Regions from separate parts of the Mus musculus genome. Here region 1 is linked to region 2. A link is a loop called in an ENCODE intact Hi-C map of the cell type or tissue named here. Cell type or tissue: gastrocnemius. All regions are shown on one strand.

Region 1 (5,000 bases), 66 kb after region 2:
TTTACCCACTGAAAGCATTTCAACAGTTTTACCGTTATTCACAGAGCTGTGCAATCATTACCACTGTCTACTACAAACAGCTTCATCATGTCTCTAAGAATTACAGGGTTGCAAGTATAGTCAGGAATGGAACCCGTACTTATCATGCAGGAAGAAGCCCTAGGTTTGAGCCCTAAAGCTAGGGAAGGGAGAGAGAGGAGGAAATGGGGAAAGGAGGGAAAACACACGAGAGAGAGAGAGAGAGAGAAAGAGAGAGAGAGAGAGAGAGAGAGAGAGATAGATTATGTGTTCTAGTTATTGCACATAGATCACTTTCCCCCAGTATGAAGCAACCACCAACCCCAGTTTTGCTCGACAGATTTCCTTGACATCATATAAACTTCTGCATTTTGCTTTCAAGGTGCATCCATATTATACCATGTACCCATAATTCATTTCTTTCTTTGTTGAACAACATGACATTGTATGTGTGTGCCATATTTTGTTGATTTATTCATCATTGATGAACATTTAGGTTGTTTCAACATTTTTCAGCATTCTGAATAATGCTATCAACATTTCTGTACAACTTATTCAGGTATCCTAGGGCTATCCAAGAAGTGGATATGTGATTTTATTTTAAACTTTTGTTCTTCCGCACTTTCTATAAGGAACAGATAGTACTATCAGTATTAGGAAAAAATTACTAATAGGGAAAATATCCCTGTGTGCCAGTACTTCCTCTAATTGTCATTCTCTCCCCAGCTCAAGCCAGATACTTTGTAGTTAATTAACTAAAATGTTCTTAATGAGTGTTTGCTCTGAACTGGACCCTATACTAGGCAAATTAGAGGATACAAAAACAAAAAAACAGAACAGGAAACAAGGTCTTTGCTTTCAAACAAGGGATGCTGCTAAAGTCAAGGGGAGGGAGGATGCTTTCAAGGGAAGCCCACCTCACAGACAGAGGAATAAAAGAGCAGAGTAAATTCTAGTTGAATTGGTCCTTTCTAATTCCAATCCCTGGTACTGAAGAGTGAACCATTCTATCGTCCAACATGAAACCAAGTCTTACCTGCCTGTGCTGCATCAAGACATCACTACAGTCCAGTTAAAAAGGATTCTTCCTGTCTCCCAATAAAGAACCAACCAAGGAAGGGAGATTTTAAAGGCTCTTCCATTACAGCTAAGATTCTATAGAACAGTATACTCTCTGATTTTTTTTTGCAAACATACATTTATATACACACATATACAAATAAGATTTGTTTCATTTAACAAGTGTTGGGCTCTAGCACTAGGTGTTATACAGGCTAATGGGGGAGAAAAGCCACCAACAGTTTCCCCCAGCTCTTAACTCTGTGAGCTACAATAACAGCAGGCCTGACAAGTTATGCCCATGAATGGATACTAGAGTGGCATGCATGTTATGGAGGTGACCAACCACATTCTGATTGGATTTAAGGTCCACAGTACAGGAAGGAATGCATCCCTGGTACTGTAATCTGGCCACAGGACTCCTGGTTGGGGAGCATGAACCTCAGGGCTGAACTGACAACTATTACTTTGCCAGATGAGCATCATATCAAATTGCTCCCTACATTTGTTCTCAGTTATCAGCCCTCATCAGAGAAGCTCCTTCATGCAATGGAAAGTGGCCAACACAGAAACTCACAGGTAACGTGAAGAGAATAAACACCAGAGGAGTGCTCAACCACACAGAGACATCATAGCCTCTCCCCGAGACTTGAGACCACCACACAAGAGAGGCAGAAAGACTGCAAGATCTGAGAGGATACAGTGAAATAGTCTCTTCTGGACATGGCCGGACCCGTACTCATGAACTCACAACAGCTATGGTCACAAGACCAGCAGCAGACCAAGCCAATCAACATCCTAGCATGAAGTGGGAGGAGCATGTTGAGCTCCCGACCTCTAATTGAGGAGCTACCCAAGTTTATGGTTTCCGGAAGTAGATATTCAGTTTCTCCTGTGACTCCTGATAGATCAACCATACCCCAGTGGATGACTCCACACACAAGAGTAACTGGGCAGTCCAAATTGGACTTGGTGAGTTATTTTTTTAAAAAGAGGATACATGGGGGAATGGAAGTGTATCGTAGAGGAGTTATGGGAAGGAGTAGAAGTACATTGTGTGCTTGTATACATTTGGTTAAAGAATAAATAAAAGTGTGTTATTTCTTGAAAAGAAAAGATTGGGCTGGTAGGAGGCACAAGCAAGCTGTGGCATTGCTGTAAGATGACCAAGGAGTCCAACAGTTTCTACTGCAAAATACTCCAATCTGTTAAAAATAAATCCACCAATTCAAAATGTACCTGTCTCAACTACATTGTAAGAGTCTCACATGAATGAGTATCACTGTTGCTCCCTAGGCCGCAGCACCGTCAGGGACCTAGCAACATGTATTTAGAGAACTGTGTGTGATACACAGTATCAGACCGAGAGAAGGAGAGATATTTTTTCTTTTCTTTCTTTTTATCTAGCCCACCATTCCTCCTTTCATCTTTTCTGAAACAGTCTCCCTGTTAAAGACTACGGGGTTTTGCAACTGTCAATGGCTGGGAGTTAGCATTTCTAAACATGAAATTCTAATTTAAATGTACTTAAAGGTTCTACAGAATAATATAATAAACACCCCTTTACATAAGACACAAAACATATTCAAATGACACAATTTTAGTAGCCAGTAATAGAAAACAAAGCTTGTGGGGCTAGAGAGATGGCTCAGCGGTTAAGAGCACTAGCTGCTCTTCCAGAGGTCCTGAGTTCAATTCCTAGCAACTATATGGTGGCTCACAACCTTCTGTAATGGGATCTGATGCCCTCTTCTGGTGTGTCTGGAGACAGCCACAGCATACTCATAAACATAAAATAAATTTAAAAAGGGAAAGAAAAGAAAGGTTATAACAGCCCTACCTAAGCAAAGTATAAAATATTTTGGGAGAATGGCTTGAGTTCCAAATAATAACAATAAAAACAAAAATAGCATCAAAATAAAGCCGGATGCATTAGGAAGCTGCAGCCTGTCCCAATAAGACTCTCGCCCGGGCATCCTTCGCCCTTTCCACTGTATCCTTCCCTGAAACTACACTAGCACATGAACCATGTGTTGGAACCATAAAGAAAATGCCCTTGATTTAAAAAGAAAAGAGGCCAGCATTTGTTGCACTCTATGCCTGCTGAGGCTCCAGGGCCAAGAGCTAAATAAACTGCAGTACAGCGATTAGGAAAGCAGCAACAGCTAAAGTAATCCCTCCTAAAAGCTGTAATAGGAGAGTGCCAGGAACAGAATGCTCCAGGAGACAGGAGCCCATGTCCTAGGACCTGGAATAAAGGTAGATTTTAAAGGGCAAGTCTGAAATGTATTTGCTGAACACAGCTCGCCTTGCTAAACCTGGTTTCTGTCATAGCGATTATGCCCTCAATTTCATGAACATCGTGTTTGCTCGGAAAGGAAAAAGAAAGAAAGAAAGAAAGAAAAAAAAAAAAAAAAACCAACAACCCTGTTTTTGTAGTAATTGCACATCAATACCAGAGACCTATTATTTCTATTAAGTTAATTAACCTATTTTTGAAAAGTATACAAAATAGGTCACTTAAGTGGGTGTGACCTTACCCAGTGAACTATGCTTTTAAACTGTCTCCAACTACTAAGATTTATAGACCCCTTTATCAACATCTTGGTTTGAAAAGGCTGGCTGAGTGAAAGGCATGCACACCAGGCTAAGACGGCTTTGGTCTCTATCAATCAGCCCATTATAACTTAATGATATTTAGATGAGGTGATTAGATTTTCAAATTGAATGCTGTTTAATCTACATTCCAGAGTGCTTATGTAATCAGGCCACATTTCTAAGGCTCGGGCAAACAGTCTGAAGGAGAGAAATTTGTATCTGAGATCAATTCAAATACTGTTCCTCCCCGTCTGAGAAAGGAGAAAAGTGCTTAGCCCTGGGAGTGTTTGCAAGGGGTGGGAGCCACAAAAAACAAAACAAAACAAAACAAAACAAAAGAACAAAAACAAAAACAAAAACCCCAAAAAACAAACTTCTAAATCATTATTCATATCGTCATTGAAAGCACAGCCAGCTTCTGCACCGCTGAGCGGCATGCTGGGTAGTAAACAAAAGTTCTGCCTCCTATTTTGTTCCCTATTAGATGGAATAAAATCCCAATAGAGAAGAGTTTCTATTAAATGTAAGAAAGTTGCAGGTAGAAAGTGGTCAAGGGTCTCTGCTTCTGTACCACAATGGCTGGCCCATGTTAGTGATGACATTTGTGCTCTAAATAACATCTAGTGACTAAAATCACAGCCCGCACTTGAGAGCTCTCACATTCTTAGGAAACCAGCTCATTTGAGGGTGTGTACAAATTAACAGGCAAACCAAGCTTCAGAGACTAGTCTTAGAATCTGTAAGCTTGCATTATATACACATGACATCTCCTTTCTTTCAAGACTTCAACTGCAAAACACTGCACAATGTCAAAGTCATAGCACCTCAGATCTCCTCACCCTTTAAGGCCCATTGGTGACCCAGGCACTTAGAGTCTGTCAAGCAACTTTTAGTGGAGGAGTATGTGTGCCTTGGCACTTTAACACCTCTGGGGGTGGGGAACTCAAGGCTTGTTTTGTCTTTGAAGTTCCAGGTCCTGTTTCTAGCTTTCCTTTTCCTTCAACACTGACTCTGGTTTGCTTCACTCTAAGGGAACCTGGCTACTTGTAATTTCCTCTTTATCTTGTTATCCTTCTTTTTCTCACCAGCTTTCTATCTTTGTATAATTCCTTTTGCAGAAAGACTTTCTCATCTCCTTAGGTTCAAGTCCTATGTACACCTCACAAGTGTGGTTGTGTTGTCCCACATAATCTTAACTATTTGGCTTCTGGAAAAATGGATATAAAGAAGTTGTAAACTCAAAGACAGCAGATAGAGCAGAAGTTTGGGCTCAGAAAGGGACCGAATCTGAACGGAACAGAACGACAGCCAAAGTGAACCTTATA
Region 2 (5,000 bases):
TTTCTTACAAAAAGAGAAAAACCAAAAGGAAAGAGGAAAAACAGGCTGTGTAGCAGTGTGAAGAACACATACATTTTGGGTTTCTTAGGGTACCAGGAGAACATTGAAAATTACAGGGAAAAGGGTCTTGGTAGATAGCTGGGTTTGAAGCCCAGACAGCCTGGGCAGTGTTCATGGCCAATACATCCCTATGAATGTAGCTTCCTCTATATTTAACAGTGCCTAAGAGAAAACAAGCCCAGTTCTTTTTCATTCCCTTCTTGGTTTCTCTTCCCAACATACCCAAACAAAGGATTGAATGACTTTTTCTTTCTCTGATAGTTTAACCTGGAAAAAAAAAATCAAACACTCCTATAATTCCTGAGCAAGACAACCAACGAGGTGAAATTCCATGGGCTAAAGCTTTTGATCTGAAATTATGTGCTAGTTGAGACGGGTGACAAGAGAGCTTGTCAGGGTCATGTGGCCTAGGCTGGCCTTGAACTTATTATGGAGTAGCCAAAGGTCACCTTGAACTTCTGATCCTCTGTGTTCCTCCTGACTATTGAAATTAGAGGCATGAACTACCTCACACAGTGTATGTGGCACTGGGATCCAACCTGGGGGTTCATCCGTATTAGGCAAGCATTCTACCACACGACCTTCTCATCTAGCCCAGCTTTATCTTGACCTCACCCAAAAGAACAGGGTGAAGATGCTACACCCTTAGGCTGTTCTCTGATAAAGAAAACTGAAGACCCAAGTCATCTTTATCATTGTAAGATGGGGCCTCCACTATAATAAGGGGGCCCTAAAAAACACTTCTGCTGACAAAGGCAGATAGGACTACTGAAAAATGCCATTGTCACACTTAGGAAAAAGGCCTTGCTGCTTCCAGATGCCTGGTGGATGCTCTTATGGCCTGTCAGATACAGTAGAACATCTTCATAGACTCAGCACCACCAAGTGTCTATGGCAACCTGAGAAAGAAAATCAAGAAAGAGGAGACCAAATGGTCACAGGAAGAGTGCAAATCCACCATACCTTCCAGGTGCTCTCAAGGGAAGCGACAGAGAAGTTACAGGCACTTTCTTCAAATGAGAATCCTGTTGTATATGGAATGAAGATACAGTTCCTCTGGAGACTGGATTCCACAAGGCCAGGGATGCAGCTCAGTCATCTACGTGGCGGGACCCGCCAGCGCGGTGCATTGCATGTCATGACTACTCAGTAAATGCTTATTGTTTTGTTGTTGGTAACGTGTCAAAGCTCTCCCAGAAGCCTCATCTTCTAACAGTGGTTACAAAATGCTACAACTTCATTACAGCTGAAAAGAACCATAGGCATCGTCATGTCCATTTCCCCCATACCACTCAGGCAGAAACCGGTCAGCTGAGAAACTATGGCTAAGCAGTGTGGCTGGTTTAAAGACTTTTGTCCCCCACCCCTACCTCTACCACCTTTCATACACTTTACTTAAGGACTTGGTTTTTCACTAAATTTTTTTTTTAGCTATTTTGGTGTAATTCAACAGGTAAATAAGAAGATGAAAAGTCTTAAGCTTATAATGAGGGCGCATTAGTCACGGTATTTGGGTCCACATATGTTGCTTATTTTTACATAGCTGTGTAACTTCCTATATACCACACTCTTACCCCCAGATAGTATGAATCCTTGTGTGACCAGGAATCTGAATTTGTAACAAGCATCCATCAGGCTAATGAAATTCACTGCAGGTGCTCCACAGACCACAGCCCAGGGACATATTACATAAAGGTGGCATTGTGTTATTTTGGGTTAAGGGTTGAGATCAGGCCGAGGGTCCGAGGGATGAGTAACTATCACCACAATCTATCAGTAACATTTCTGCAGGACACTTAAATTCTATTCTGTGTAAAAAGACAAATAAAGGTTTTGATTGACCTTGCGATGAAATATCACTTTACAATAATAACTAGGTATGGAATTAACAATAAGAGTTGCTGAGAAGCAGGTGGAGAAACTGGAATCTTCTTACATTGCCGGGGTGGGTGTGAAATGGTGTGGTCATTCTGAAAATCAATTTGGCAGTTGTTCAACATGTCAAAACACAGAGTTAACATACAGATCCAATAATTTCATTCCTAGCTATATTTGCAAGAGAATGAAAACATGTATCTGTGTAAAAACTTACACACAGGTATTCACAGTAGTAATACTTTTTAATAGCTAGGAGTGGGTAGAAATAATTCAAATCCTTAGAAGCACAGATTGGAAGTTTGAAACTAGAGGATGGAATGAGGAAGGGGGGGGGGAGGGAAGACATGGAAGGAAATCACTGCTAACTGCTTTCTTGGGAGGAAAATATTCTAACCTTCAGACTGGAGAGATGGCTCAGCAGTTAAGAGCACTGGCTGTTCTTCCAGAGGTCCTGAGTTCAATTCCCAGCAACTACATGGTGGCTCACAACCATCTGTAATGGGATCTGATGCCCCCTTCTGGTGTGCCTGAAGATAGCAACAATGTATTCATAAACACAAAATAATTTTAAAATATATTTGCAGATCACTGGACCTCATAGCTGTGAGGATGTGATCCTCCATCGGCCATGCATTTTTCCTATGCAGGTATAAAGTGGACTGCTTGAATTCAAGAGGGTCAGAAGTCTATTCTATTCACCCTTCACAACTTAGAGAATCTAACCAGTCAACAGATAGATAGTCACCATAAAATTCTTACACGGAAGGTTCTAGATGTTAGGGTCAGCATGAAATACAAGAAGTTGATTTTTTTTTCTCAAAAGGCAAGGATTGCAACAGGGAAGGAACCAGCTCCAGCAGCCTGCACAAGGTAATTGTGCACACAGCACTAAAGCCAAAGTGTAGACACCCCTGCACACTGTAAGGCCCCTGCTTGTGACGCTTCAAACTGGCTCTGCGCCTTCTGAATTCATTTACTTTTCATTGCTTCAGCAAACAGCAGGAGGAAACAGACTCATGATTTCCCAATGTGCTTATGAGCTTCAATTTAAGGTACAGCTCATTCTTCAGAGTCAGAAGGGACTAGACACTTAAATCCAGGTGTTCTGCCGGCTGGAAGATATTTAAACCCACAAGTTGGCTCCACAGCCAAAATATTGTTTCCAGTAACTCTCTTATGAAGAAATTTCCCAGGACAGGGACTTTTGAGGCTGATCTATTACTAGCCCCATAATGGAAATAGCAGGCGAACACAAGGTGAAGGGGCAGCTGATTTGATGGGGGGAGGGGGGGTCATACAGGTGTCCTTGGATATGGACATTGCTGGGGAATCAATTTGTGTGCTTTCTCAGAGATGTACAGAACAGATTGCTGCAATTAGTTAAGGGGCACAGATGTCTGCAAATCTATATGGCACCAGCAGTTGGGAGTGCAGGTCAATGGGGGAAAGCTAAGCAAAGCATGCGTTTATGTGTTTGAGGGGATGGCCCCCAACGGTTCCCTAAAACAGACTTCAAGATAACAGCCTAGAAAGGGGTCGGTAGCCTACTAGCCTTTGACAGAGACTTTTAAGCCTCTTTACAAAGGCCGTTAGTCATGTGTAGGGAAAGAACAGGATCCAAAGGTATAAAGTAAAAAGTATCCCCATTTGCACTTCCCCAAACTCTCCCACAGCATGAAGGGCCCTTGATAGCAGTCTTACTGATTATAATCTGCGGTCTTAGGTGGCTTTATGCTCTGTTGTCCGATCAAGCTGTCCTGGTTCACGTGTTTTAGGGATTTCATTCTCTTGATCTTGGTATGGTTACCAAGGGGACCTCAATGTCTTCTCTTGAATCTGTGCCATCATTTAAACTGAACGTGTTACCAAGTGATCTCAACACACTCTCTGTGACTGTTTCCTTCAGGATTTTTTTGTTGATGGCATTTAGCTTCACCTAGGCACCGCATCCTTAACCCAGGGATTACCCAAACATCATGGTCTGTTCTCAATTCCCCACTGCAGTCTCCCCTCTGTACTTTCTGAATCCGTGTTGGATCTTGTTCTCCTTTCCCACTGCTGCTACCCCTCAGGGGACACACAGACGCTTTCTGTCTGGCCTCTGCTCCCCTTTAGACCTATTCCACATTATCTTCAGAGTTCTTTTTCTGAAACATAATCCAATAAAGTTGTTGTCTTTCTTTTAAACTACCATGAGCTCTTCTGCAACTCTGAGTATTCTACCCAAGGCCCATCACCATCTCCGTTTAATTTAACCCACTCAGCTCCCCACCATGACTCTACGATTATTTTTCTATTTCCAGCATGCTATGCCATTTCAAACATTTCAGCATTCATACAAACCATTCCCTATGATGGTGCTGTTCCTTCCAACCTTAACACTCGGAAAATTCAGATTTTTCATAAATTCCCAATTCTACTGTCTCCTTTTCTTTGCAGAAATAGTTGTTTCATGCTCTGTGTTTCTCCATGTGTTTTGTTTGCTTAGTTAAAAGGCACTAGCACAGTGTATGTCCTCAGGTCTGAGGTGGCATCTTAGGATTTACAATTTTCTCTCTGATGACTAGTACACTCAGGTGCGTAATAAGCGTCTATGAACTCAATGAATAAGCCCAGAGATTAATGTGTTACAAAAGCAAAGAAGCAGACATTCCAGTATGACTCAATATAATCATAAACTAAAACAATTTATTTTTTAAAATATAAGCTTCATGGTGGGGAATATTAGCCAGACCAAATAATATAATCATTATGTATGGCCTTGGCTAAGATGATCAAAATTGACCTTTCAGTGCTGTAAACTTGTCTCTTGGTAAAAGCACACAGTGCCTGATAAATAATAAACACTGTATATGTGTTTGACATTGTCGGTGTTAGAGGCTTATACATGGGTCCACAGTCCATCTGCATAGATACAAATGGAATCCTAATTCTAAGTTACTAGCCTATAATAACTTACCTTAACATTAAGAAATGAATGCTCGCATACCCAAGTTTGCTAATGCACACAGAAATATTCTGCTTTAAACACATGGAACGAGCCAATGGCCTTTGGCCCCAAA

Evidence for each region. A loop is a pair of places that touch in the nucleus more often than their neighbours do. Peaks named below come from ENCODE experiments on the same cell type or tissue, not always from the same donor. Only the 100,000 strongest peaks of a DNase experiment are listed, where the experiment ranks them.
Region 1: a loop joins it to region 2, with 3 times the contacts of the local background. A loop is called at or near these places in 6 of 42 quality-filtered maps.

What each region holds. Positions count from the first base shown.
Region 1 is chr12:79,534,492-79,539,491 of GRCm38, reverse strand. The region is part of intron 7 of Rad51b (RAD51 paralog B); the gene reads right to left. Among named protein-coding and RNA genes, the nearest start is that of Rad51b, 240 kb to the right of the region's middle. In gastrocnemius, a CTCF peak has its summit at 2,834 (motif pointing left); no DNase peak of the experiment used is centred here; H3K4me3 peaks cover 717 bases; H3K27ac peaks cover 3,067 bases.
Region 2 is chr12:79,600,750-79,605,749 of GRCm38, reverse strand. All of the region lies in intron 7 of Rad51b (RAD51 paralog B), which reads right to left. Among named protein-coding and RNA genes, the nearest start is that of Gm36048, 200 kb to the left of the region's middle. In gastrocnemius, a CTCF peak has its summit at 2,470 (motif pointing left); no DNase peak of the experiment used is centred here; H3K27ac peaks cover 1,470 bases.